Regions from separate parts of the Mus musculus genome. Here region 1 is linked to region 2. The links are chromatin loops, found by intact Hi-C in ENCODE. Cell type or tissue: left cerebral cortex. All regions are shown on one strand. Each heading gives the region's core, and the rest is flanking DNA. Links, peaks and the distances in the headings are about the cores only. Region 1 overlaps Sorcs3 (sortilin-related VPS10 domain containing receptor 3). Region 2 has its middle 60 kb from the start of Sorcs3.

What was found. A loop is a pair of places that touch in the nucleus more often than their neighbours do. Peaks named below come from ENCODE experiments on the same cell type or tissue, not always from the same donor. Only the 100,000 strongest peaks of a DNase experiment are listed, where the experiment ranks them.
Region 1: a loop joins it to region 2, with 4 times the contacts of the local background. A loop is called at or near these places in 5 of 42 quality-filtered maps.

Annotation. Positions count from the first base shown.
Region 1 is chr19:48,380,362-48,395,670 of GRCm38, reverse strand. The region is part of intron 1 of Sorcs3 (sortilin-related VPS10 domain containing receptor 3); the gene reads right to left. Among named protein-coding and RNA genes, the nearest start is that of Sorcs3, 180 kb to the right of the region's middle. In left cerebral cortex, for the core only: no CTCF peak of the experiment used is centred there; no DNase peak of the experiment used is centred there.
Region 2 is chr19:48,138,465-48,153,773 of GRCm38, reverse strand. No RefSeq gene overlaps it. Among named protein-coding and RNA genes, the nearest start is that of Sorcs3, 60 kb to the left of the region's middle. In left cerebral cortex, for the core only: a CTCF peak has its summit at 9,441 (motif pointing left); DNase peaks (open chromatin) are centred at 9,431 and 10,143.

The DNA.
Region 1 (15,309 bases), core at 6,905-9,404, 240 kb before region 2:
AATGTGTATTTATTTACTGGACCCACCCCCAGAGAGTTGGATTCAGTAGAACCTGGGCATTATCCAGAGTGCTCCCTAGGGCAGCCAGAGGCTCAAAGTTTGAGAAAGACCCCATCACACACAACTCTCCCACCAGCTATGTGATGTAATGCAGCCACCCGTTCCATCACAGTGAGACCCTGATCTGGACGTGCTGTTCTTCCTTTGATTTAGATAGATGTAATTTAATAAACCAAGCAGAGAATAGTCCCACCAGTGTCCTCCAAGGAAAGGTCAAAACATGATATAAAGAGTTAGAAGTTGCCTTTCCCTCGGAGCCCAGCACAGACGAGCATCAATAGAGCTATGAAGAGATGATAATGTAACCTTTAGGCTTATAACATCTGCAGTGAGCAAACAAAATCAAGAGCAAAGGAAAACAAGCCCTCCCGTCCTTGGCATCTCTTATCATTCAGAGCTTTTCAACAGCCTCCGGGAAAGAGGAAATTATCAGAGAAGACTGAACATCAACACAGCAAACCACCTAATAAGCTCCAGACTGCTGAGTGAGCATTCAGATGAGAGAAAAAGAGAGAAACGTGCTCAGGAAGACACTAGATCCATACACTAGATGTTCTACAGAGCCATAGCTACACCTCCATAGAGTGCTCTAGAAGAATGGCCACAGAAGCTAAATACAAACATGGAAAAGCAGGGGTCAAGAATTAAAGGAAGCTCTACACTGTGTTTTTTTTTTTTTTTTTTTACCAAGGTCGAACCTTTGGGACAGGGCAGACATTGTATTGCTATTTTGCAGATGAGGAGACAGACATGCAGGGTGAAACAAAATCCCTGTCCCTCAGCTGGCCAGAGGCAAGGGCCCACCAGACCAGAGTCAGCCTTCCTTGTTTGTTAGTTCTGCTCTGATATTTAGCAGTCAATGATGCAAGGCTCCTGTTCAAGGTAGAGAGAAGGGGGTTGGAGAGAGGGAGAGGGAGAGAGAGAGAGAGAGAGAGAGAGAGAGAGAGAGAGAGAGAGAACACAAAAGATCTGCATACAGTCAGGGAATTTATCATGCATTCATGGACTCTGTGAATGTTTACTGAACACCTTTTGGAACTGGAAAGACACCAGCTAACTTCTGGCAACCAGTGTGTGTGTGTGTGTGTGTGTGTGTGTGTGTGTGTGTGTGTGTGTGTGTGTGTAGCAGCTCAAGGTCTGAATGTAGCAATAACAACAGGAAACAGAGGTGTGTGGATAAAATAACTAGGCAAACTGCCAGGAGACATGGTTTCTTGCATACTGTCAAATAAGTATCTTTTGACCTAACAGGCTAAAATCCTTGGAGCATTTTGGATAATAGAATAAATGAAAATAAATTGGAATAATTCATGAACAAATAGCACTTCTTCCTTCTCATAAGCTGTATGCATCCATGCACACATATAAAATGTGAGAGAAATGCATGTAAGTGTGTCTAAATATAGCAGCGGATCTCATATATATGAAGATCGCATCACAGACAACCTCATCTGAAGTGGCACCTGACATCCCCAGACTATCATTCGGTTCCTCCGTGCCCCACAGCTCCTTTAGGGTCAGTGTGACTTCCATGTATACCCATCTTCTCTGTAAGACTGTGACTTTTCTGAGGTGAAAAAGGTCTCAGCCCATGCCACATGACATGGCCCGTGCCAAGCACGTAGCCTCACACATGGAAGGCACGATTCAAGGTCCCTTGGATGGATGATAAATGCATGACAATACAGAGATGAGATGGTAAACATCTCATAGGGAGAAGTAGAGATAACAGAGGAGAGGAAGCAGTTACATCCAGAGACTGCAGTTAGCAAAGCCTCCACATGGCAGTAGGGCTGTAAATGCTGGGCTTAGGATACGGTGAGTATCTTGATACATCTTAATGGCCTTTGCTTGCTTTCTTGCTCCCCTTACTTCAAGTCTCTTTAACTTCTAGTGGATAAAAATGAATAGAGAATTGGATAGGGAGAAAAGACCCGAGAGTGGCAAACAGCTGAGAGGCAGGCTGTACTAGCTGTGGAACAGAGGGCCAACCATGCATTGGGTGCTATGCATGGGGATCCTTCTCAGAGAAGGAAATAAAGCATGGAATAGACTAGAAGGACAAGAAGAAAACAGCCATACCCTGGTGTGGTCCTTGTGAGTTAAGGGGGATGTTTTATAAAAGGAAAAGGGTGGTACATTGTATATAAAGAACACAGTACAGTGTAATAGAGAAGCATGCATACATGCAAATCTGTCACTGTATGGTACAAGAGCAGGAAAGGGCATAGCTGGCCTTTGGCACACTCTTGGTTGCCTACCCATATCTACTGTCTTCATTTTCATGTCTGCTGATGCTCCCAGAGGCTCACGCAAGCCGCAGACAACACAACACCAGTAACAAATGTCACTGTCATTCTCCTTTCTCTCCATCATTCATCCATTCCTGTCTTCTGCTAGATCTGGCATGAGATAAAGTGACTAAAACAGCAACAGTTTCTACTGTCATTCAATTGAGAGCCCGCTTCACCGACCACCTTCCAGGATCATCTATACTGGAACTACGGAGCCAGCCCAGACCCTAGGCAAGGTTGCCAAAGAATTTTGAAGTGAGGGGCTTCCTAGCCTGTTCATACACCATACCCTGTATGAGACAAAATTCCCAGGCTCAGAAACTGTAGCCTCTTTGCATCTAAGAATCCTCTTAACTTTTCCCATGTTTAAATTCACTGTATCCCATTGTCCCATGCTTACTCTAGGGGAAGGGGCTTAAGGCTCTACCTAGAGTCTGACGGCCATGTTGGAGATGTCATCTGACGGACAGAGCAATGAATAGTGATACACCTTTTACTGGTGGAAGACAATCCGGATGCCAGAGTTGCTAAACACCTTTGTAAAATGCCCATTGCACCAGAGCCCAGTGGAAACACAGAAGACTGCAGGTCTGACTCATTGCCTTTACCTGGCCACTCTAGTCAGCTCAGCTCAGAAAGGCAGGCGGGAAGCCCCAGGGGATTCCTGTCCTCTGAAAGGATAATGCATAATCTGCAAATTCATAAATCACTGAGACACCCTCGCCTGTGAGCCCAGTCAGTGGAGTGAGAACATTTAATGCCTGTAAAATTTTACTCAGAAGGAAAATTACTTTAGTTCATTAAACCTTCCTGAAAGCTTGATTCCTTTAAATTCCTGTCCTCTTCTTCCCCTCCCTCCCATTCTCTTTCCTTTCTTCCTTCCTTTTATCTTTCCTCTATTCCTTTCTTTCTTCCTTCATGTCTTTCTATGTCTTCCCTTCCTTCTCAATTAAATGGGATAACTGCACCCCTTTAAAGAGCGCATCAGGATTCTGTATGCTTTCACACAGAATGTGCTGATCCATCCAGGTAATGAACATTTTCATCTCTTTACATTTCTTTGTATTTGGAGCCTTTTAACTAAAGGAACTATTGGCTCAGAACAAGAATGAGGTGCTCAGAAGTGAACAGACAGGACAGGCAGGGGCAGTGTCATGAATCTGTAATGATGAGTTACTCAGAAGGCTAAGATGGAGGATCACAAATTCAGGGTCAGCTTGGGCTTCTAGTGAGTACAGCACAACCTGGACAGATTAGTGAGGTCCTATCTTACAATAAAGAATTTTAAAGGGGTGACAAGGTCCACTGCTCATTGGAAGAACATTTCAAAAGCCCTTAATTCAGTTTATAATACCACAGGGGAATAGGGTGTAGTGTAAACTATACCACCCTGCCCTTGCCCCAACAAGAGAGTTCTTCTCTCCTTGCTAATTAGAACAGGGACCTGCTGGTTTTCTTTACCAAGAGCAATTAGCCATGGAATGCAAATGAGATGCTGAACATAAACTTCTTCAGGAATGCTTGCAAGCATGTACTTTAAGTCTCAGCATAACTGTATCTCAGCATCTCCTCCCACAAGGGGGAGCCTCAACCTCCAGGGAATAGAAACAAATCTTTATCCAGATCCCAAACTGACTTCACTGTACAAGATTGTCTTGGTTCTCACTTCAAGTGCAGAATGAAATAAATGGTGATGTTGCCTACCGTGAGTTTGGAATCTAGTCAGGAGGATAGATAACTAATTACCACAAAGAGATTGCAATGTCATCACTACAAAGATGATGTGTGACATTTTGAAAAACTGTGAGGCCCTCTGCCTAGTTCATTCAGGTGGTAACAATTGCTGGAACTTAATAGAAAACCTCCATGTGATGCTTGGATCATTCTTCATCATATACACTGCAAAAGGAACGCTGAGATTTCTGAAATGCACCACAGTCCACTGGCACCCCCATTTCTAGGCTACATCATTTGTCAGTCCTTCATTAACCCACTCCATATGGGATTCAGCAAAGAAGAAATTGAGGCATCTTCTTTGCCCTCAGGAAGTTTATATTCTAACTGAGAAGATAAGTAAGCAGCAAATGACAGCAGTCAGAAAGTAAAGACTACCAAGAAAGAGGAAGGATCGTGCAAGCAAGGCACACGACACTGGTGACATACGGAATGGTCCTGAAGGCACAAAGCAGCAAAAGCAAATAGAAGTCCAGACAAGAGTTTGATAGCAAACTGGCATTTTCTTAAACTTCTCAATGAGGTAAGAGATGATGCTACTGATGTGTATCCCTGATGATAAACACTACAGACAGATAAATAAGTCAGTGCAAAGGTCCTGAGGCAGGAGGCTGCTCGGAAGATTCAAGGATGATTACAGAAGCTGGGGAGGTGCAAGGAATAGTCCTATGGGATGAGTTCAACAAAGGAACAGGAGGTCGAGTTCTCATTGAACCTACGGAACCACTACAAGGACTTTAGTTCTTACTCTAAGTCAAACCAGAAGATACTAGAAATATAAAGTGGAGATTTAAATTCTAATGTGATGTTCTAGCTGCTGTGCAAAAAGACAGTGGGGGAAACAAAGGTGAATTTGGAGCCAAGCGTAACCACCCAGGTGGAACACGATGTGGGCTGAGCCTTAGAAACGGCACGGAGGGAAGGGAACGAACGAGGAGAGGCTGGGTCAGAATATACTTGAGGACAAAGCCAAAAAATCTTCACTGAGAACTGGATTAACAAGGTATAATTAAGAGAGTTTAGCCAAAGAAAACATCAGCATCTGAGCTTGAGACACTGGAAGCAGGGAACTGCTGTGTAAGATGAGGACCCTAGGAGACTTGGAAGGAAAGATCAGGTTAGCATTGAGCAGTACCTTCGAGATGCTCTAGAGATGCTGCAAAGAAAAAAAAAAAAGAAAAAAAAGAAAAAAAATCACACATTAAGCTGGATGTCTGAGTTTAGAGCTCAGTGTGGCCAGGCTGGCCTGAAAACATCACTTGGAGATGTCAGGGATCATCAGACAGTGTTAAGAAAGATGAGATCAGACTCAGGCATGGATATTGACAATATGAGGCTTCAAAGTTGAAATAATTCAGCAAGATAACCACTCTTGACTGAACTCTCAAATTGGCCCAGGGTGTCTGCATCTTAGGGGAACACAACGGTGTTTACTGTAAGAAGACTCTTAGAAACCAGGTACACAGATGCCTTTTTGCTGAAGCCACGTTGTATGTGTCTGTGACCCCTCTGACTGTCTGGAGGGAGCTGTAAGAAACAGTCATTGGGATGCAGACAGAAAAGGCTTTGCCTCAGCTGATGTACCTCTTCACCAAAAGGGAAGATTATACAACTGCTGAACTCCAACTTGCCAACCCAAGAACCAACTGAGCCCAACTTCCATGTAGCACCCAATGACAGGCTGTCTACAGATCATGCCTCCTAAACCAGAGAGGCAGCAACAGCTCATGGGAACTGCTTTCCCTCCTACGTCAACTGTAGCAGAACTGAAACTTTTCATCCCCAATGCTCTTCCCACTGTCATGGTGCCCCACATAGCATGGCTTCCAACAAGGAGCTCATGGCACCACAGAGGAGTCTGTGGAGTTTGCTGGCAATACCTAGACCTGACCACTAGAAGGCCTGATGCCAAGGTTTGAAGGTTTCTGAAGACACAGTGGCAACACAGCCAGGAGCCCAAACCTGCATGAGATTATGATGTTAATCCTCTTAGAGGTTTGAAAATCAAGAGTCAAGAACAGGGTTACTGATCTCATCATTAGCACTACTAGCCATCATACAATATTTTCTTCATGCCCCCCCCAAACTCTAAGCTTTGTTGGTAGAAGACATCACCATGAGACAAAGCATCTATTGCATCATACTGGAGATTGCAGTCTTTATCCATCTGTCTCATCTCCCGCTACTCAGAGGCAAAGAAGAGGTTACCGACTAGCCGGGTGATCTGTTCCTGTTACCAAGGGGAAATGGATGCTATTGTACAATGAACCCAAGGAGAATGATGTTCAAAGCCTCTAATTGGTATCATCCTCTAATCAATTTCAAGTCCTCTTATTATTTTCAAGTCCTGAAGTAAAAGTTAATGGGAGACTACAGTAATAAAAGAAAACTATTAAGAACTCAGACCCTTCAGGAATGGGGTTTTGGATTATAAGATCGTGCTACCAGCTTGAAACGCTGAACACCTGAGGCACTGGCTAAGGGCAAAGGAAACACAAAATTGGATGAAGAAAAGAGTTAAGCTGGCTCACCAACTGTGACTTCATGGCCAGTGGTGGAAATCAATATCACAGCCACTATGCAAATTTTCCTTCTTTGTTTTATAAGAAAATGGGTGGATAGGTAGATAGATAGATAAAAAGATGATGTAGATAGATAGATAGATAGATAGATAGATAGATAGATAGATAGATAGATAGATAGAAGATAATGGATAGATGATAGATAATAGATAGGTGATATGTAAAAGATAGATAGATGATAGATAATAGATAGATATAGATGATGAATAATAGATAGATGATATATACATGATAGATAGATAGATAGATAGATAGATAGATAGATAGATAGATTAGATAGACTCCATAAATGTTCTCTCTTCTCTATGTATTCTTTGTTTTACTCAGAGAATGTGGTAGTTAACATCACAACTATTTTAATGCACAGAGTAACCACAAAGGATTGTGACAGTTCTGCAAAAGTAATTAATATCACCCAGAGAAGCCACAGCAACTAATGGGACTTCATGTATCACTTCCTTAGAAGACACTGAAAGCAACCTTCTGGTCTAAAGAACCATTAGGCCAAAGCCCAACAGCCCATCGGAACAGGGGGTTGAAAGGGATGCTCCCTGTAGTCAACTTTGCAGACTGTTAATGGTCTCTCTTGGCTTTCTCTCAGCCCCACCCTGCCTTGCACAGGAATCGAACCTCCAGTCTTATTCAGCCCAGTAAAGCATCAGTGTGGCTGGTGGTAGGAAGCCATTCCCTCCATGTGTCTACTTTCTGGAGATAACACAGCCCTGATAAAGAAGATGTGGAAGAGGCTCCTAGCTTCCTCTCAGGCACTTCAGCATACATGGTAGAAGCCTGGGTAGGGAGATCCTGAGTGGGAAAAACTGTCAACTTTCAGCCCTTCTTCTTCTGTTCTTCTCCATGGGCTCGTAGAGAGGACCTGACCTTGCTGGGATACAGAGTAAAATAAACACTAGTGTTCTAGCATAAGAGTGACTTGGAAGGTGAGACTAGCTCATGTGCCAGCAGAATCAATATTAAGGGGCACACCAACATTTGCTGAGTACTTACTAAGTTCTCTCTCCATGTTTGGTACTTTTCAGACACTGAAAGGCATATTCACAGAACTAGTAGGTGATAGACACCATGTTCTGTACACCTGAGAGAGACTTACCTATGTCTCCAACATTAAGGGAAGGGAGACCATATAGAAGTTACTAGGCATTAGTCATCCTTAAAGCAGGCTGATGTTTAGAAAATGCTTTACAGAATTTGGTAGCTGGGGGAAAAGGCAAATGACAGATTAAGGAAATGGTGTTGTTGAAACAAGGAGCTTGTGACAAATGGCTGCTGAGTGGTAGGGGGTTGTCCCAGCTTTGTGTAACAAGCCATTAAAAGTGAATTAAAAATCCATTCGCTGTCATTTCCCCCAAGGGGCTTTGAAAATGAGAGAGAGATGGCCATTGCTTAGAAATGATGTAGGTAGCAGGCAACCCAGCAACAGGGGTGGGGACCAAAGAACCCCAGATCTCTGTGCCAATTCCTGTACTCTCAGAGGCTAGCACTCCAGAACCAGGGTCAGCAGCTTAAAGGGGACACCTTAACTGGCAATCTGAGCTCACCCCTTCCTAACCTTCTATTACTCCACCCATGTCCACTTTCATGGACTTTGATGCACCACGCTGAGATCAAGACCACGGGCTCAGTGAAGTCCATGAATAACCATCAAGGTAAAGAGAAATACCAGCAGCCTGTTTATCTGGGTGGGAAGCAGGGTGTGGGGGGTGGGAGGGAGGAGAGCAAATGCCTTAAACCATATAATCTTGCTGTGAACTCCAGACTCAACAACTTACTCTCTGAACCTGCCTTACTGAGCCCCCAGCAGCCTGATCTTGCAAGTCAATATATATCCCTCCCTCAATTATGCTAACTGTGAGGAGTATATGAAAGCTGTCTCACCACCAGGCACATAGCACACTGAATGGAAAAAAAAAATGATGACATAGGAACAAAAATTGTTGCTGGGTATATGGTTAAGAAGAAGGTTTATTATAGATATGACAGAGAACACAGCCAGGGGGCTCTGGATGGATCTAGACTTAACCAGGCTAGCAGAAAGAACCAGGAGAGGAGTATGAGAGAATGGAAGGGTTGGGGGAGAGTCAGAGAGCAAAGAGAGAGGAACCAGGAGCAAAGAGACCGGAGCAAGTGAGAAACCCAAGAGAAGAGAGGAACCAAGAGATCACCTCACCAAAATGGCTGAGTTATACAGGAAAGAGGAGTAGGGAAAAAAGCTCAGGGGCTGAGAAGTTCAGTGAAGAGGGTGTGGGGAACCCCAGTGGGGTATGCCAGCCAGGATGACTCTGTAAAAGGTGCTTATGATGCTGAGAATTATGATGCTGAGTAGAATGGCCAGCATCTACTTTGATATGTTAAATAGGCATCCCAGTTAGCCATTTGTCTTGAGTTTGAGACCTAACACATATCAGCATATAGTATAACCTATACCATGTGTTGCTCTAAGCCACAAAGGTGATCTGCTCTCTGGGGAGTGGTGGGGAGAGGGAGGGATGCCATGTCCCCAAGAAGGAGCATTTCACCTCTTTAGTGACAACAGGCTGGACCTCACACAATGCTGAGCAGCCTTGCTGGCTTCTTGCTCACGAAGAGATGAGAGCTTAGGATTCCCACACAGGATTCTCATTTTGTGTTCCCTCATGGTGATGAGTTCTGCACTAAGAAGTTAACAGGTCCAAGCAAGTCCATGGCTACTGCTGTGCCATTTTTGATCCTGCCATTCATCTGTTTGCATGGATCCTGCCCCCCAAACATTTACTACCCTTCCTTCTCACTTCTTAAAAAAGCAGTGTTTCTCCCCAGGTCTCAGGAGTACTCAACCAAATGGTTTTTTTTTCGGGGGATCAACTGTTACCCAGGTTACAGGGAGCCACTGTCCCTGGATGCTTTGTGAAGGATCATAAGATCCTCGGGGCAAACATCACATCTCCTTTATTTGCTATTAGATCGCCAGCCTCTGAGATTGCCCAGCCTCTCATGGGTCCTCTGCAAACAAAGTAAAGAAAACAAGCAATGCTCACCAGCTGTGATTCCGCCATCAATCAAGCCAACTTCACATTCAACCCTGTAGACCACTATAGACTCTCTGGCCAATGGCCATGGTGACCGCTGGAGATGGGCCTGCTGATCTCTATGCTAGAAATGAGGACTTAGATGGTCTCTTGCCATGACAGTCAGCACAGTATGGGTCACCTGAGGCTAGAGGCTCACTGTCTCAAGCAAGAACCACAAGAATCCTGAAAGCTCTCTAAAAAGTAACTTGCTGTTTAATGACTCGGATGGAGCAGAGGCTGTCTTTTTTGAGGACTTTTTAGGACAGATGGCACTTTGTCTATTCATCTTAATAGAAGATTAAAGACCAGAAATTTAGAAGTAAGAAATCAAGGGAAGAATAAACAAGAAGGCTAGAGGGTTTATGGTCCTTGGCTGTGATTGTCTATGGACCCTAGAGCTTTGAACAGTATGCAATGTTCCCAGCCTTACGTAAGACAAACCATGGGAGTGGACTGAAGCCAGATAATAATGGTTTTAAAGACTGAACATATATATTTCTAATGCTGCTGTAACAAATGATCACACATTTAAAACCATCCAAATGTCCCATGTACTTTTATGGAGGTTAGAATTCCAGAATATGCTGAAGTAGCAGAGCCACACCCCTGCTTACTTCTGGATGACCTAGAGAAGAATCCATTGCCCTTGCATTTACAGCTTCAAAAGGCTGTCCCTCATTTCTTGAACATTTTCTCTTCCATCTTCACTGTCCATGATGACCGTTCAAGACTTTCTCATATGTCATCACCCTGACTCTTCTGTCTCCCACTTCTCCACTCAAGGATGCCTGCAGCTGCACTGGGCCCTGCCTGATAGTATAACATAACCATTCCATTTCAGCTCCATTTGGTAAATGGTGGGGAGGCGTCTAAAGAGAAGCTAAGGAGATTAAACAAGGATAGAGAGGGTGGGCCACGGAAGGTAAATTGAATGAAATCTGCTGAGCATGCTACTATAATGGTCTAATCATAGATTATAAGAGGTCTTAACTGAGGCAATATCTATAGTGAATGAAATAAAGGAAAAGAGGGGAAGAGAAAAAAATCCCTGTGAGAGTAGTGGCTAAAACGTGCACCTGGGGATCAACAGAGGAAGTGCTTCTGAGCTTTCTAGAAGCCAATGCTTCATCATAATTAGGGAGTCAGACTTGAACTTGAGCTCCAAAATACAGAAGGCTCTTATGAGTCTCTGTAGCCCCCATTTCATACTTCGAGGTAGCTGCGAGAACTGTTATTCCCTGCAGCTCTGCAGTTTCCCTAGCTTGGAAGCTGCTCAGGCCTCACCTCTCCTCAGCTCTGTCCTGCTCCCAACCACAAGTCAGCCATCTCCACAGACATGCTTGCTGTTAGACAGCTCTCTTCTCTGGACTTGCTGGCATCTCCTTTCCTGGAGTAACATTATTTTTGCCTTTGCAGGTCTTGTGAGAGCTTCACAAACTTCCAGTCTGGATCTCACCTTGCTCTGAGTCTCTGTTCTTCCCACTTTGGCAGGGATTTTGGCCATAAGGGCATCATCCCAAGACTGGGCAGCTAAAGGACCATCCCACTCACATTGGAACACAGAGTATCATAGAGATCTCAGTCTGTCTAGGTTCTTAGACCAGCACTTAGATACCATGTACCTCAGAAGGAAGAACATCCATTCAACTGCTGAAGTGTTTTAAAATCCCTTACATTAGAGGAAGACAAATTTAGTGTCATCATAGGCAGTGCTAGATCTTGTGAAGACCTGTCCTTTTCCATCTCCTATGGAAGCCAGCATTCTGCTAGCTGCCAGGCCAAGAAACTTATCTAGACTGCTAAAATAATGTAGGCCTGAGCCTTGTCTTTATATAACTCCTAAAAGAGAGGAGGAACCTCAAGCAGCTTAGAGCATGAGATTTAGTAGCCCTCTCTCGTGTAGACTAGGACACATAATCTATCTGTATTGATTCACTATCATATATTTGATCCTATCTCCTTGTCCTTTCCTTCTCCAAGAATCCATGGTCACAGTCCTGAGAATCTATCTTCTACAAAATATCTCTGAAGAAATAGGTTCTTCATGTATCTTAGCTACAGCAAGAGCTCATACCAGGGATACTTAAGAAGAAGAAGAAAAGAGAGAAAACAAAATCAGGCCTTCCTTCATGTTGACACAGGGTTCCGACCAACTCCCTCTATGATGCAAAGCTCACAAGGTGTGCTTCAAATTACAGACACCTCAGATCTAAGAGCGCATCTCAGATCTATTCCGCACCACTAGGTGCGGAAGCAGAGGAGAGGACAGGTCAAAATCCTGCTTCGGAGGAAGGAGACGATCAGATGTGGAGACAAAATGAAGGGCTAAGTTCAAAGGGAAACAATGACACTGAGCCTTGTGCCAGGCTGACAGAGTACCCCCCAAGGAATTCAGGACATCTTCCCTTCACCTTGAGAATAAGTGACCTTTGTTTAGGTTACTTCACTCAAACAAGCTTGGACATCTACTATGTACCCAGCTTGGCTCCAAAGCTTTGATAGGTTAGACATGTTTCTTCCTTCACAGAGACCCTCTGCCATGTGAAGGATGGACAGGTAAGAAGTAGGTCGGTTGGTGATATCCAAACCCATGCTTTATTTTCCCCCACCAAAGGCTCTTACTGTACTAAAAATCATTAGCAATTCCTCCAAACCTTGAGGTTCAGTGCTACCTCCTATGCCAAAACAGAAGAGAAAAGAAAGGCCTAAGAGCACTGTCTCTGCCTGGTAACGCCTGATCGTCCTGGGTGAATGTAGGAGACCTCATGGCAGAGCTCTGCTGTGTTGGAAGGGCATCTACAATGAACCGCTTGCTTTAGAACCCTGGGACCTCTCTGCCTCACAGAGGCATGGTGGCAGCAGATTTGATCTTCACCTGTTCAGGTTTCCTTGGCTTTACCAATATGCACATAGAAGACAAACAACATCACCCCACTTGACCCCAAAAATGTGTACATAGGCACATCTCCACACCACACACTGCCTGCCAGTACCCAGACATCCTCTGTTCCCGCAGTAACACAATCCTCATCACCCTAACCCACACTGATCGTGACATCTGTGGCTCACCATATTCCCTGGTGTCTCCCATCCTATGCCCCTATCCTTTGGGGGGGGGGGGGGTGGCACATACTTTATTACCATTCTAAGAGTTTCCAGTACACTAAGAAAATAGAAAGAACTTTATTAGTAGTAAGGTATCTTATAAATTTGACCTCAACACATCTTGTACTGGGAGCGGGTAGTAGGAACATCCTTCCCTTTGAAACCAGATGACATCTTTGTGGCTGCCTCAATAAAGAGTATAGGGAGGCATTAAAATCTAAAAGAGTACAATAGAAGACCAGAGAGTACCACCAATGCTGTAAAGCCACAGGGGAAATATTAAGGGCATCTGTACTCTTGATATTGCTATTTAAGTCACAAGATCAAGACGGAGTTCAAGTCATTAACTTCGAACATTTTCTGTCAAGCTACCTAATAAATTGTTCTTTTTATTTCAGCCCTACTCATGTTCCTGTCACACTGGAAAAATTGCCCCCAACCTTTTAAGCCCCAAATTAAAATTACTTCTTCCAACAAGACCATCCCACTTCTTGTCAGAGATTCTCTTGTTCCTTTGTGTGAGAATCAGGGTACTCTAACACTGTAACTTCCTCTCGCAGTATAACATAAATGTGTATTTTCTCACAATATCCTGAGATATCTGACAGAAGTTTTGAGTTTCTTGATTTTTTTCCATTGGTAAATAAACAAATATAACCCTGTCTGGTAATAATGGATGTCTACAAACATTTGCTTATATGTAAACATGCATAAGATTCTAGCTAATAATAATAATAATAATAATAATAATAATAATAATAATAATAATAGTGGCAGTAAGCTAGAAGTCACCGATTATCTCATTTAAACCTGCAGCTGTCTGATGATGTGTGACATCGCTACTCCCTTTTCTTTCAGGTATGAAACAGAACCTAAAAGAATTAAGTAAGGAAAATCTCATGATATGTAAATAGCAACTCATAATATATTCTTGCTTCAAACGATCAGACTGATTCTTCCCACGGTTTCAAATTTCACCTCCTTCTTGATTAGAAGCTATCAATTAACTCCACATTTTCAGCACCAATGAAGTTACCATGGCAGCTGAGGTACCTGCGAGAACTTCACCTGGAATCTCAAGGCCAACTTCAAAGTGAACCCAACAAAATCCTCAAGGACCACAGATTCAAACTCAAGGCAACATCCTATTCTAAACACAGCACTTAAGGAAGACACAAGAAACCATGGCCTAGGCAACCTCAGCTCCCTGGGGAGGAGGGCCCTGACATTTCGGGCTCCCTGCCTGCTTTTCCATGCTTCTAAAACCTGAATCCCTTGGGGTTGGAATCATAGTTTCTTCTTCCTCCTGACTACCTAACCTGACAGGCCTGGAGGGGGCTAGTTTTTCTCCTAAATTTAGAGCTTTGACTCAAAAGAGTAGGCTCCACATGAGTAGGGGGTGGATATGGGACACACCTGCTGTCCACTCTCCAGTGTACTGATGTGGGGAGTATGGGGTGCAATTCAGTGCCAAGAAAAAACCTAAGCCCAAAATTACCAAAGGAGTAGTCAAGCAGCAAGCATTTTCAAGGGATTTAAAATGTGCCAACATTTTTTAGGTGCTGCCGATATAAAGGAGGAGCTGTGGGGCACTTACTCAGAGAGGTGAACAAACATGAGAATGTGGGCAGGTGAAGGAGAGTCAGGAAGAGAAAGAGACAGTGGGTGCAGAGAGATATGTATGAGAGGAAAATAAGTAGATATGTAGATAGGTGGATTGATGATAGTTCAATAGAGTAGATGGATAGATAGATAGATAGATAGATAGATAACAGAGAAATGGATGACAAACAAGCAGATGGCTTAGAAGAATGCTGTGGTAAGCATCCCTTGATATAGTTTATGAACCACTTCAGAAATAAATCTTTTTCTAAATTATGTTTAAATGCAGATTCTAGTTGCCACTGCTCATGAATTGATTGAAGGTACTGGAGGCCTGGCTAGCTAAGCAATCTGCATTCTATAAGCCAACAAGAAGTACAGTACTTTGAAATTATCAAGTCAGAGTCTTGCAGATCCACAAATCTTAACTATAACAAGTGTGTTCCCCTAGCTGTCTTACCAATCACATCTCTATCAATAATTATCCCAAAGCTACTAACCTTTCCAGTTTTCACTAATTTTATCCCCAGCTTTGGTGTATATTTCTACACAGACACTAAATTCAGATTTAGTTTTATTTCCTTTTGTTTTAAGCATATCACCCAAAGCAACTGTGTAAACAACAACCAGTGAAAAGCATCGTCTCTTGAGCTGTGAACACCTGACTGACTAAGGCAGACTGATATCGTGATGGCTCCTGAATCACAACTTGGAAGCCAGGGTTGTTCAATGTTCAAACCTCAGTAAAATTCCAAATGAACACTCATCATTGGTCAAGGTGAGAACTATCACTACATCACACTGGTGGGTATCAAAGGCATCTTGAGTTAGGCTCTTTCTGTAGATGACAAGAGCCTCAGAGACCAA
Region 2 (15,309 bases), core at 8,269-10,768:
TCAGATCCCCAAGAACTCTGTAAAGTTTGATGTAGCAGCAAGTGCTTAGCCCCAGCACTCACGTGGTGGAGACTGGAGAATTCCCCAGACGTCCATGGGCCCATTAGGCTGCAGCACACGGTAGCAAACAAGGGCGGCCTGCTTCAAACAAGTGATAAGTGAAGACATGCAGTAGAAGCTGTCCTCTGACTCTTACATGAGTGCCAAGTCATACAATGCCAACACCACCCATACCCACACATGTGCCAAGATAAAATAATGATCACAGTAGTAATGGAAGCATTCTACTGTCCACAGAACGTTAAATATAAACTAAGCATTTTGTAAAAAAAAAATATTATTTCAAAATACAAAAATAAGTTAGTGCAATGAATATAACATTGTTGGTCCATTTGCAATCACTTTAATGGTATGAGATTTGCATCATCTGCCTCTACTGCCACATGGTGGTGTGGCTGATAAATAGCACACATCACACAGCTTTTGGAGCACTCTGCCACACTGGCACCACAGAGACAAAAAGAGAAGCATTCTGCTATTGCTATAGAAGAGAGCTTTGACCTCACATACCCCTGACATGAGCTGGAAACCCACATGAGTTTGGGGGCCACACTTTTTGAGAGTCAGGACTCAAAGCCATCCAAAGAGGATCATGGGGTTGACTAGCCCACTAAAGAACAAGGTCGAAGCTCATGGAGGGGCAATGTCTGTATCACCCCAATGCTGTAGATGTAGGAGCAACCCAGTGCGGTAGAGTAGGCGACACCATCAGCAAACTGGCTGCCATTATCACCCTAATCCCCACAGAGCCTCAAATTCCATGAGGAGGTGTTACACTGTGGCCACCCTAGGCCACAGCACAGATTCCCAGTCAGCACTCAACCGCTGTGCGTTGAATGAATAAGTGAAACGAATATGTATGTAAGTATGTATGTATGTATATATGTATGAATGCATGTATGTATGAATGCATATATATAGGTATGTATGTATGTTTAAAATGTCATTAAAATTATTTTCAAAACATAAAAATAAAAAAGAACACAGAGGCTCTAGATGAAAAACTGCATCCCCAGAGCACTCAGCCATGTGGACAACTAGCGGAAGAGCACCTTGACAAGAGACTTAGTGATTTGTGCGAGCCTGATATCTCTGAGAGATCACCATTTCAGAGGTGCCCTACCCTGTTGCACAAATGCTCACAGACTGGCTTATTCTTGAGTGACCACATGCCTCTTTACCAATGCTGTATCCCTTGAAAACTCTTTCCTGGGATCTCCAGGAGGCAGATTCCCTTCCACTGTAACACCTGCAAGGACGCTGAGAAGCCATCCAGATACGTCAAGGTGTTTTACACTCAACAGGCTCATTCTGTCAGGGGCATACCCTTACACTGTGTGTGCAGCAAAGTAGAGCTGCTCCAGGGGATTCCAGAAAGGGATCAAGGGTAGGAGGGGGAGGGGGAGCTTGCACGGCAGAGGATGGGAAGGACCGCACTAATGTGCTCTTACGTGGATAAAGCATGGCTGTCATTCTCATGGGCTCACTGAGGGTGTGGTTAGCTCTACAAGATCAGTCCGAATTGCAGCAGGCAGCACCAACTGGACTCGGTGGATTAGCAAGAGGATAGACCCGTAAACATAAGAGATGAATAAAGTGGGGAGGGTGAGAGGAAGACGTGTTGGGGGGCGTGTCCATGAGGAATGGGAAGAGGAAGTTGGGGTGGATGTGATCCATGTATTGTCAAAGAATAAATAAAAGATTTTTTTTTTTGTACTGAAGGCAATACTAGAAGAGTCTATGCTACTGTCTTCTTGTCCTCTACCCACACCCATCCACTCTTGCCCAGTGTCTATCACCCTGGGAAGACCTGGAACACTGCCCAAGAATCAGTTAGCATTCAGTCCCTGCTTCCATGTGTACTAAGCTTGGGTTCCATTTTCATCTCTGAACCGTAGGAGACAAGCTTGCCTCTTAAACCACTTTCTATCTATTGGTTAGGCCCACTTTGAGGAAGGCTTTTGTCATTTGCAACTGAAGTGGCTTTAGCAGTCACTAGTCCACCTATGGCAGCTGCTCCCTCAGGTGCCCTGTGTTTTCCCCTCTTCCCAGCATTTGCCCAGACAAAACCTGCTGGGAGCCTCAGAGCTCAGATGGAAAAGCAGCCAGTCATAACGACTGTGACCTTCTAGCTGACCAGTCTATTCCCAGCCTGCAGAGTGAGGTCCTTCACACTAGATGCAATCAAAGCGAACCCTGCTACCTCTCTTCCAGAAAATGAAAGCAGTCGAGAGAAGAAGAAAAAATAAAAAATAAAAAAAAAAAAACCTTTCATTTCTGACATGATCTAAATGCAATTATAGCTCAGTAGATCCATGAGAAAATTGACAAGAGCCAATCCTTTGCACAAGGCATGCTCTGATTTCATGCCATCAAATTATTTTTAAAGGGCATTAATATCACAAGCTGATGACTTTTAGCCCTGAGCAAATGATGCATTTTAATGTCTCTTTACACACAGCTCTGGGCCCAAGTGAAGCTGTCTTCTGCAAAGCTTGAGCAAACATTTACATTTCAAAACTCAACAGAAGGGTTGTTGTTGAGCTTTTTCCCCCTTCCATTTTTTTCATATATGCCCAGGCAAGATAAATCATATTTCACATGTTAAGCGGTGTGTAGCATTTTGCTCCTAACCCCTAGCATACCTTTAGGAGGTAGCTGCACCTGGGTTTCAAGCTTGAAACCTGAAGATTGATTTTGAAAGGGAGAGAGAAAGGCAGTGGCGCCTTCCAACAACAGTCTGTTTGCAACTCACTGTGAACTGGCCATGTGTTAGCAGCCTCCTTTCTTCTTTAGCAGACCTGTGGTACCTTGGGCTGGGTGTGGGTGCAAGCAGGGTCCTCAAAGAGGGATAGCCAGTGGTTATCACTTACATTTCAAGTCACAGCTGATGTTGGATAAAGTTAGAATCAATCAGAGGGGAAGGACCCCTGCTTCATTATATTAAACTCAAGTTGATGTGAAAGACCCACAATGTGAGGACTCCCCCACATTCTGACTCAGGAGAGACGACACCCCAAATCACTCACGAGAATTGGTCTTGATGCAAACTGCAAGAGGTTTATTTGGGAAAGACCAGTGCACTGGGGACAACTCATGTCCCACGCAGGGGTAGAGGAGTTGACAATGAACTCAAGGGGTAAGGGGTTTATATAAACACACAAACCACAAACACCTGGAATTGGGCTATAAAGGCAAAAACCGCAAACACCTGACATCCTGGAACAATGGGGCTATTTTGGACACAGGTCTAGGGGCTTAAATAATTTTTTACTCTCTGTCAGGATCTTTTAGATGGAGATCCAGTAAAAATTGGAGTTCTTGGACATGCTGTTGAGATTCTACGTGATTTAACTCGTCTTAATGTCAAATCCAGGTGGACCAATCTTCAAACCTCTCTCAGATGTAGCAGTTTCAACACACAAACTCTGCCGTCAGAAAGGCATAGATTCAGATCCCAGTTTAGCCATGTCATACCAGTAAAATCTCTGCAAGCTGTTCAACCTCTTGCCTTATACAATGAGCTATTATCAAGAGTGAGATGGATAACCCTTATTATTTTGTAGTAAGTGCCCCTGCCTCACTGGATCTACATGTTAAGGACTGCTGGTTCTTGACGCCCTTCCTAAACAGAGCAACTAAGCTACAACACCATTCACACTGCTCAGGCCTCCTCTCCCCTGAAGACTGTGAACCCCTAGTGTGTCTCACACGTGCTTCCAAAGGAGCATTTCAGTCAAACACTCACAATCAGGATAATCATAGAATGAATATGCTAGAATAGGGCTCGAGTCATGACTCCACAGCCCTATTTAGTCATGTTCCTTGGTGTCCTTGGGGAATTCTCTCCAGGGACCTACCCTTATCCTTTCCCCAAAGATATTACCAAAAATTTCAATGCTCGTGTCCTTCATATGAAATGGTATGCTACTTATATATTTTTTACACATTACCTGACTCTATTCTTCAAATCATCTCTAGATGACTCAGAATACATAATACATCGAAGATACTACAAAAAATGGTTGCTATGCTATATTATGTAGAGAATAATGACAGGTTCTTGGTTTTTTTTTTCTGAATATTTTCATTCTGGGGTTGGCTGAATCCATGAACACAATGACCAGAACACATTTGGCTATATCTCCATAATGGATGAGTTTCTGGAAATTGAATTATATCTCTCAAAAAAAATTATAGAGTTAGGAACAGGAAATTCTTTTATTGTACAGGATTGTTTAGCTATACTGGGTTTTTGTTTGTTTTTCTGTATGAAGTTAAGAATTGCTCTTTCAAGGTGTGCAAAAAATTATGTTGGATTTTTATGGAAATTTCATTGAATCTCTAGATTGCTTTTGGTAAGATTTTTAATATGTTAATTCTACTGATCCATGAGCAGGGGAGATCTTTCCATCTTCTGATATTTCCTTCAGTTTTATTTCTTCAGAGATTTAAAATTCTTGTCATATAGGTCTTTCACTTGCTTGTTTAGCAGTTTTATTCATAATAGCCAGAAACTGGAAACAACCTAGATGTCCCTCAACTGAAGAATGAATGAAGAAAATGTGGAACACCTAGACAATGGAGTACTACTCAATTATTAAAAACAAAGACTTCATGAAATTTGCAGTCAAATGGATAGGACTTGAGAATATCAACCTGTGTGAGGTAATGCAGACTCAGAAATGTGTACTCACTTTTAGTTAGACATTAGCTATAAAGTGCAAGATAACCATGCTACAATTCACAGACCCAAAGAAACTGGGTAATAAGGAGGGCCCATGCGAGGATGTTTGAATCTCACTCAGAAAGGGAAACAAAATAGTTGTCAGAGGTGGATGGAGAGGAGAAACTGGGTGGGAGAGGGGGTGAGGAGGGGTGTGGGGATGGTGATCAGGTGTAAGGGGAGGGGTGCCAGGGGAGGGGTTGAGAACGGAAGTCAGTGGGCATCTCTGAAAACAGTTGGGAATGTGGGATGGAGGAGGCTACAGGGGTGACCCTAGCTGAGATTCCTACCAGCAAGGGATATAGAGACTGAAGAGACCACCTCCTGTAGTCAGGCAGGACTACCCATGGAAGGAAGGATACATCAACCCACCCACAAAACCTTCAACCCCAAATCTGTCTGCCTGCAAGATGTGCAGGGATAAAGTTAAAGCAGAGACTGAGGGAACAGCCAACTAATGACTGCCCAAGTTAAGACTCACCTCATGGGAGAGTCAACCCCTGACACTATCGATGATGCTCTGCTCTGCTTGCAGACAGGAACCTAGCATAATTGTCATTTGAGAGGCGCCACCCAAAAGCCAATAGAAACAGATGTGGAGTCCCACAGCCAAACATCAGGTGGAGCTCAGGAAGCCTTGTGGAAGAGTTGGGAAGAAGGGTTGAGGGAGCTGGAGGGATCAAGGACACCACAAGAAGACCTACAGAGTCAGCTAACCTGGGCCCAGGGGTCTGGCTCACAGAAACTGAACCTCCAATCAAAGACCATGCAGGGGCTAGATCTACACACACACACACACACACACACACACACACACACACACACTAACTCATATTTGTGGCAGATGTGTAGCTTGATCTTCATGTGGAAATGAAGCATCCTAACAATTGGGGTGGAGGGCTATCGCTGACTCCGTTGTCTGCCATTGGATCCCCTTCTCCTAACTGGACTGCCTGGTTGGGCCTCAGTGGGAGAGGATGTGCTTGGTCTTGCTGGGACTAGATGTCCCAGGGTGGGGTAGTACTCAAGGGATTTGGGGGTGCGGGTAATAGAGGGAGAGATTTTCAAGGGCAGGACTGGGAGAAGAAGAGGGAGCAGGACTGCAATTGGGATGTAAGGTAAATAAAAATTAATTATGAAAAAAACATAAAAATTACAAATAAAAAGAAATTTTAGAAAGAAATTTTTAAAAAAGAAAAGAAAAAAGAAAATTCACAAATGGGTTGAAATCTCCCAAATTTCTAAATGACACACTCTAAGATGAACATGATTCTTTGTCTCCTTTAAATAGAGGAAATTTGCCATGTCTGTTGACTCCTCCCACTCTGACATCACCACTGATGTCCAAGGTGTATATAGGCAGGAGCCCCACCCTCCCTCACAGAGGAAATCTGTTTTCAGTTCCATGCCCACCTCTCCCTCCCGTGTTAACATAGATGGGAGGGAACTCTGGGGCTAAGGCTTGGCACATGCTCACACTGATACCCAGACTGAAAACAGTCTTGTTACTGAGCTAGGTACGAGCTACCAGGCTAACACAATCTGCTCCCCCTAATGTTCCCTCACCCTGACAGTTCATATCTCCCACAAACGTATTCTTCCCAATAATTATCTTGGGTCTTCTATGGGTATACCAAGGGCCATAGCAAGATTTAATAGTCATGTTATTTCCCTGAAAAACAAACAAACAAACAAAACAAAAACAAAAAAAAAAAACCAAGACACATTTTGCTGGTGTCTATATTGTCAGTGTTTGGGCAATGGCAGACATTGGGTTTAGGGCTGAAGGCTGGCACTGAGGGATCCACAGGGGGGCAGAATGCCTTTCTGCTCCCTCTTCCTTCTCCATCATGAACCCACTGATACAGACACCATGTAGTCTATGCCAAGGTAACCTATGAAAGGAGAGAGAGCCAGGTCACTCAGCTGTGTACCAAGCATGCCCTGTCTTCCTTGCCTCTTTAGAAGCTGTCACAGGCTCTACTTTCTCCTCTGGAACTTCTCCCATTCCTCTTCTCCTCCAAATCCAACATAGGACTCACTTTTTGTGTGGCTCCCCCGGATGCCCTCAGTATCATCAAAGCACAATCTCTAGCTGTGGTTGTTCTAACCGTACCTCAGCAGATGAAAAACACCAATGGGAGCCTGTAGCAGCCCCAGGAGAGGAGGCAAGAAGCTTAGACTATAATTTCCGATGCTGGAGTCAGGCCTGTGCCACCAACCTACATGATTAAACTAACTTATTGCTCTAGGAGTATTCAAAGCCCATGTCCACCAGGGGCTTTGATTATATCTCTTACCCTGAACGTGAGCCCCAGACCAGCAGAACGGAGGACATCCACCAAGGACAGAGAATCAGGTTCCCGTGAGATAAGCTCAAGAAAGTCCAAAGTCTCCCTGCCCCTCACGTAGGATTTGCAGCGAGGCTGCTTTAATGCCCCACTAACCTTGCCTGGCCCCTGACTTTCTTTACAGAATTCTTCAGTCTGAAATAGAGCAATTCCACTGCCTTGAAGCGCTGAAGGTCCCCTACAAATACAAGACACAGAGCTAGGTGTACTCCTGAACTTCCTGTTCTCAGGCCTCCGATGTTCCGCGTCCTGTCATTCTAAAGGTACAATGCTCTTTGTATCTGCCTGGGTTCCAAGATCAGCTCCATCCTTGGACTTCAAGTTTGCCAGAGACAAGTGACCCTCATGTTCTACATCTGCCCCATGGGCTGTCCAAAATGAATCGGGTTCAGACCCTGACTTCTTGCTCTCATACTTGATTATTCTAGAAGTGGACAGAAAAGGGTCCTGGCTAGCGCTGTGAGGAAGGACCAAGGAAGCATCCCCCAGACTCTTGTTCTCTGAGCCTCCACCACATGTTGTATGGAACCTACATGAACTGATAGAAGTGTATAATTTTTTTCCATCCCTAAGAATCCACTGTTTAGTTGGGAAAATGGGGCTTATTTGGTTAGAGCAGTTTCTAGCAGGGGCACATGGAAGGTAATCTGTGAGGGATCATGGAAGGAAGGAGGGCTCAGACACCTCAACTGATCCATACCAAGCAGATGCCTGAGGGGGCTCTGAGTGAGCCCAGCCTTCTTTCTCTGCAATGGAGTTGGGTCAGGGAAGAAACAGAGAGGCAGCTTAGAGATAGATACCTGGACCACACAGACCCAAGTTAATCCCCAGTTCTACTACTTTGAAATGATGTCACCTGCTCCTCTCTTAGCCTTACTCTTGCAATCTGTGAGCTGGGAAGGATAACATCTGAAATAGAGGGCTGACAAGGGTTAAGAGACCACGCCCATCTGTTACATCCTTTGCTATGACAAAACACCCGACAGACAACTTAAGAAAAGGAGGGTTTATTTGGGCTCAAAGTTCAAGGTCGCAGTCTATCACAGCAAGGACAACCTGCAGGCAGGAGCATGGAGCAGCTGGGCAGGCAGCATCTTCAACCAGGTTCCTTTAGGAGATGAAGGCTGCTGCTAAGCCTATGTTTTCCATTTTACTTGGCCTGCGAACCCCAGGCTATGGTATGGAATAGGTCTACATTTAGGGTCTATCCACCACAGCCTAATCTACAAAACCTCTCACACATCTGACATGGTCTTTGTTCTCAAGGTGAGTATATACATCTTGCGAAACCAGCAACCAAGATAAACCCTCCCAATATGGAAGTATCAGATTTATACCTCTGGCCTGGCTGCTCCCTAGAACACGAGTGTATAAGTTCAGGTGCCCACTGGGCTTCTCCAAGTAGAGTTCATATTACTGAAATTCCACCAAAGCTAAAAGAGTGGGAACCCTCCCCATCACCCCACAGTGCTACCCAACAACTATTCCCAATAACATTAGCACCATGCAGCTAAACCTGGGTCATTTTCCATCTCATACTACTGGTATAAACCCACTGGTAGTTAGCCAGCTTAGCTAAGCCCATACCTTACATTCATCCCTCCCTCTCTCCTCTCTCTCTCTCCCCTCTCTCTCTCTCCTCTCTCTCTCTCTCTGTCCTCTCCTTTCTCTCTCCTCTCTCTCCCCTCTCTCTCTCCTCTCTCTCTCCTCTCTCTCCTCTTTCTCCTCTCTCTCCTCTCTTTCTCTCCTCTCTCTCTCCTCTCTCTCCTCTCTCCCTCCTCTCTCCCTCCTCTCTCTCTCCTCTCTCTCTCCTCTCCTCTTCTCTCTCTCTCTCTCTCTCTCTCTCTCTCTCTCTCTCTCTCTCTCTCTCTCTCTCTCTCTCTGCCACCCCAGTCTCTGTGGGCTCTGCAACAGCAACTGTTGGGATACTGTAAGATTGATGACCCACCCCCCCCATGGCCCATGGTGTAAGGAAGGGAACACACACTCTTTCCTTGTATGATCTTCATTCCACTGAGGTCCTCCTGAGCATCGTCCAGATTTGATGTTCTGTCTCCACTCTGCGTATGACTTGCTGGCATACCCTAGTTTGCCTTTTTCCTTTGCGTCTTAAGGAAAGGGTCAACATTCACAGGGTGACGAAGCTCCTTTTTAAAGGGGAGGGAGTATTTATTATCTCTAAGGTCTTCCCTCCTCCTGAGTCACACAAGTGTCTCCTTTTCATTGTGAATTTCCTTACAAGCCAGAAGAAAAAGCCAGAAACCCAGCACAGAGAAGGAACAGAAACCCTTTGGTGCCCCCTTGTGCTCACATCTAGCCAGCCAGCAGAGAAAGGCCTTGGAGAAATGAATGCTTGTTTTGAACTCTGGAACCTAGAAGGCAGCTCTCAGACTCTGCCAAGGAGAGTCTGAAGTACTAGGTGCCAGTCTTAAGGACAGATACAGACCCACCCCCTGCAGAGAAGGATTTCTGGTTAAAATCCTTACTCTTCAATTTCTCTAAGTCTTAGATTTCCACTGGTTAAAATGGGTTCTTGCCCGACCATCCCACTGCAGTGTGGCAGAATAGAGTGAAAGACATAAGGACCTTTGGATGCTTTAGAAAAAGGAAAGAAAAACAGAAACATCTATTATAAAGGTGTGCTGACACAGGCCTGCATTGCCAGCAGCTGGGAGGCTGAGGGAGGAGGACGGCAAGCTTGAGGCCAGTCAGGGATGCACCAGGAAAACCTGTCTCAGGAGAGGCAAAAAAAAAAAAAAAGAAAAGAAAAAAAAGTTAAAAGGAGAGTTAGAGGAGGAGAGAAGGAGGAGAGAGGATAAGGAGGAGAAAGGGGGAGAGGAAAGAGAAAGGAAAGAGAAAGGAAAGGAGGGAAGGAGAGAGCATGAGGAGGGGAAGAAGGGAGGGAGAGACTAAGGGAGTTAGAGACGGGATCTTGGTTGTGTCTGTAATTGCTTCTGCCCTGATTCCTTGCCTAGTCATCCAAACTTGTGTAATCACAGAATGAGTCAGGCAAGATGGCAGCAAGGATACATTTGAGATACTTTGTATCTGACAAGGAGGCCCCCATATGTCACTCATTGTCGTACCAAAAAAAATGTACTGGAGAAAATGTCAATGACAAAATGCTGCAAGTGGTGAGGCAGAATGGTGGGGGTGTTGGCATCCCCCATCCCCCACTCCCACCCCTACCCCCAACCCCAACCCAGGGGAACTGGAAGGCAGAGGCTGGGAACTGCACTGCAAAGGGAGAGGAGCTGGGTTGGAAGTCGAGGGTCTAGGATTAAGAGAATTAGTCCTAATCTTGCCTTTATAGCCCTGAACCTATTACAGCATCCGTGAATGAATGAGTTAACAGGGGAGCTGGCGGCCTTTAGTTTCAGTAAATGTTTGCAGTCCTGGCACTTCCCACTCAGATGCAGCTTGTTTGCCATCTTCACCCCAGCCTGGGGACCTTGCCCCTGTCCCCTGTGAGTCTTGGCTCTTCTCTGTTATTAGGCAGAGTATAAAACTGAACATGGATAATTCTATCAGGTAGTTCGTAGGCATCACCACAAGACCAATTATGTAAAGACTTCTATGGGGTTCCAGCCACGTACTAAGAATCAGTCTTTTTAAAGGTCCTGGCTCATTCTGTGTGCTTGGGGTGAAGAAGGGGGGGGGCTCTGATCTGAGCTGCCCTTTGCCCAGACAGCATGGATTATGTACTATGTATGAACAAAGCCAAAGAAAGCTTCAGTGTTGTTGCCCACAGATTCTCAGGCCCAGCCAAAAAGAACTGGGATGTGAAGCCCAGAGTATTAGAGTGCCCTGTTCTCACCTTCACAGACACCTGGCTTGTTAGTAGCCGAAAAGGGAGTTGGACCCCAAGGAGTTAGATACACCTTGGCCAGGGTGAGCAACGAAGACATTTAGGAGCCGACTCTTATCCAATGCCATGCCATTAGCACATATTTCAAAGTGGCTTTTCCAGTGCAGGCTCACCTGGAGGAGGCAGGGGCTGGGTGGAGATATCTACCTTTCAAAATACCGGGCTTTTGACTCAAGCAGTCAGACATTCAAGAGCCTGCTGCCTTGCATACAGAACCCACTATTCATTTTAAATTATGTTTTCAAAAGCCACTCTTATATTTCATACACAGCACACGAACCTAAATTCAATCTGCCACATTGTAAGTTCTTGCTTTTAATTTAAGGCCTCCAGGCTTCAACTAATTTAAGGGACAATCTGGTGATGAAAAGAAGACCATATTCTTAACAAAAACGTCGTTAGCATAAGGCAATGCTTCCCAAATTTCAATACAAATTGAGACTTCCTGAATTTTACCTATGCCTTGGGATCCTTTAAGCTAGGCATCTGAGCATGGAAAAGAATACAGTTTTTCCTCTGATAATGAGACCTGACTGTGCCCATCTCATCCGGTCTCCACCAAGCCCTTTGTACATTTAACGTCTCTGTGCTCTTAACCATTGCATAGATGCCTTTGAAACCACAGAATAAACATGAGCTCCATCCTTCACGTTGCCATGTTCAAAGAGTGATCTGACCGTGGTCCTGCCAGCTCTGGGACATTGCAGCACACATCAGTTTCATCAACCAGCTCCAAGCAGAGATCAGAAGTCCCACCCAGCTCAGTGTGCCAGTAGGTTAGCTGTGACAGACAGGAGCATCTGCAGACCAGAGCTTTGTGTCTGGTGGCTCTGTGTTTCAAGGCTCATTGCAGACAGGACTGGCTGATGAGCATCGGGAACTGGAGGCCCTGGCTCAAAGTGAAAAAGGGTAGATTGGCATCTATCTTTACGACATCAGTGCATCTGAGCAGGTGCTCTGAGATCCACACTGTGGTGCCCTATAGTGGTCATGGCCGAAGTAAGTTGCGGCCCCTGGCACTGATTTTTCAATACCTTATCTCTGGGATCTGTTGCAAAAACAGATTCAGCCATTCACTTGTAGAATGGCTTGTTTTTAAAAACCTAACTCCCACATTCTTCACACCCTTCACCTCCATCCTTAAAGAGTGCTTGTAGCCTTTCGCACATCCACTTTGGCACCTCTGTGGCTATTGATCTTGTTCATCTCACGTTTAGGCAGTCATGATGGTAAGATTTTATGGGCATAACTTTTGACACCAGGAGAGGACACAATCTCACGGCAAACCACCTGATATTCTGGCTCTTACAGTCTCTCTGCCCTCTCTTCTGCCATGCTCTCTGAGCCTTAGGTTCAAGAGCTGCTTTGTAGATGTAGCCACTAGGACTGGGATCCACAACTCTGTATTTGATTGGTTACAGTTTTCTGTAATGGTCTCCATCTGTTGCCAACAGAAGTTTCCTTGATGAGGGGTGAAGACTACATTTATCTGCTCATATAAAGATAAATGTTTTGAATGTTGTCAGGGATTGTGCTGGTTTCGTCAGGTGGTGGTTGTAGGTTCTTCTCCAAGCTCCCATGATTTCACCGGCCCTGGGAAGCTGACAGATTTCCAGTACCAGGCACAGGTTCCCTCTTGTTGAGTGGGTCTTAAGTCCAATTAAAGAGCTGTTGGTTACTGCCAGGCTCTGCATGCCACTAAGGAACCCTTAGCCTTATCACGCCGTGGTGCTGATCATTGTGGTTTGTAGATAAGATAGCTGGGTAGGACTGTTGCTTGCTTCCCTCCTTTAGAAACTTGCACATTGCCTTCTGGTAGCATGGAAGCCAGTCCTCTTCCTTAATCAAAGAACTACAGGCAACTAAGGAATGCTGAGAGTGGGGAAAAGATAGTCTTCCCCAGGGGAGAACGTAACAATTGGTCATCCAATAACAAGTAGTCAGCCCTGAAAACGCGCATACTAGTAACGTTATAGGGACTGAAAAGGATATTTTAGGAATATATGTGTTTGTGCATTGACACAGTTGGGGGAGGGGCTGTAAGTTTGAAAAAGTGCACAGAGGGAGGGGCACATGAAAGGCTTCGGAGGGAGAAAGTGGGAGGAGAAATGATGATGTAACTATATTATAACCTCAAAAATAAAAGAAATGAAAAAGTAGCCCTTGCAGCATAATGGACATATGGTAAATGTTGCTGAAAAATTCCAAATGAGTAGGTGTGCAACCCTTCACAGAAAAGCTAACCCCAGGAGGCAGGGGGTCTGCAAGTCCACACCTGCTCCCGTAAGAATGTTTTGTAGGAACATTCCACTTGTAGTGTATACTTAGTCTGAAACAATTCTCAATTCCCTAAAGAGAAAAGAAAACCGAAGCTCTTCCTGATGGGAGACTTGGGGATTTCTTCAAGGAACTCCCATCCTTTGATGCAAAAGGAAGTGGGAAAGCCGAGACTTACTGGGTCTTCCCTCTCCAAGTCTCCAGCAAATGGGCTTCAGCAGTGTCCTGGTTTCATTCCTATTGCTGGGATAAAAAACACCCTAACCAGAAGCAGGTTAGGGAAGAAAGGGTCTGGTTGCTCACAGTCCTAGGTTATAATCCATTAGTCCAGGCAGTCACAGCAGGATTAAATCATCAGAGCATCAGTCAAGAGCAGAGAGAACAAACACACGGACCTTGCTTCTGCTTCTGCTCAGATTGTGTTCTTCATTCTTACACGGTGCAGGATACAGCCCAGGAAATGGTACCACTTGCATTCAAGGTAAATCCTCCTACCTCCACTAACAATCTGGATAGTCCCCCACAGACATGTCCACAGGCCGGCTTAACTAGATAACTCCTCACCCTTCTTGAGTGATTCTAAATTTTAGCACGCTGACAATTTAAAAAAAAAAACCATCTGACTAGGAGAAGTGAATTATCAAGACTGGGCAAGGCTGGACTGCAAGTAACTTATCCAATGCTCAGCCCTGCAGACCACCCTTCAGCCCTGCAGACCACCCTGCAGCCCTGCAGACCACCCTTCAGGCCCAGCCTAATCTGCCATCCCACACCAGTATCCTTGATCCCTGGGACCTACAGATTCCAAAGGAAACCGCTCCTAATCTCTTCCAGGGCTATAACGCCATGAAGCCTTCCCTCAACAACCCTCCAGAAAGCTGGAGAGATGCAGTAAGTTCATAGGGAAACTGAGGCACACTGAGCATTTGAAAGGGGGGCAAGGGGGAAACTACCCCCAGATTGGCCTGTGCATCAAAGTAGAGAGTTGGGTGGGAGATGAAGGAAGGGACTGGTGGTGGTTCAGGGCAGTGGTCAGTGACAATGATTCTGGAAATTACGTGGCGGTGTAAAACCCACCCACCCAGCAGCAGTTTCCACCTAACTGACACTAGACCAATGAGAACAGGATGCCTCTTCATGAATGACTAGCTGTGTGGAGTAGAAATATCCTATGAGCTCCACAAAGCTATCTCCTTCCCTGACTGGTGTTTCCTCAGATAAAGCAGAATTACTGTGCATTTTGATGTGAGGAAGGCTCTGGGTATGGATACAGAAAAGGAGCCTGTCACCCTTGGTGCTCCCCAGTCATTCACTTTGATTGGAGCCTCTTCTGGGAGCACCTCCACATACTAGCTCCTTAGCAAGCCTGCTTGGGGAAATGCTGGCATAGAGTAGCACTCTGTTCCCCAGGGTCCATTTAGTAATATCCAGAGACATTTGAGGTTACTACAACTGAGGATGTGGTGCTAACATTTAATGAATAGAGGCCGTGGACACTGTTAAGTAACTCTCCAAGTCCAAAACAGCCCTCCCTTCAAGAACTGTTGATCAATACATTGATATGGCAAGGATGAGAAAGTCTTGACTTTCTCTAGTTCTCTGGTCTCCATCTCTGGTAACCACTCCAGCTTCGTCTCCTCCAGCTGACCCTCATACTATCTTCAAACATATAATAAAGCCTTCTTCCATAGCCCAGCCAGTCCACAGTGCAATGCTAACATCCCTAAGATCACTCTTTCTTAACTTTCTAAGACCTGTCTACTCATCCAGTCTGTCTAGCTTTCCTCTTCTCGTTCTCAGTGAACACAGCTGTTGTCCACCAAGCAATGGTCCTCAGCTCTCTTCTGTTGCTAGATCTCATCTTTCTCTAGAGAGTCACACTCCTCACACCCACAGGACCCAGTGGTGGCAAGTGCTCTGGAGAAGAAGGATACAGGAGAATTGAAGATGGTTCTTTTAGTCAGGTATCTACTGAGAGTTTGCTGAGTACCAACCACAAGAACAGTAAACTCTTAGAAAGGCCCAAA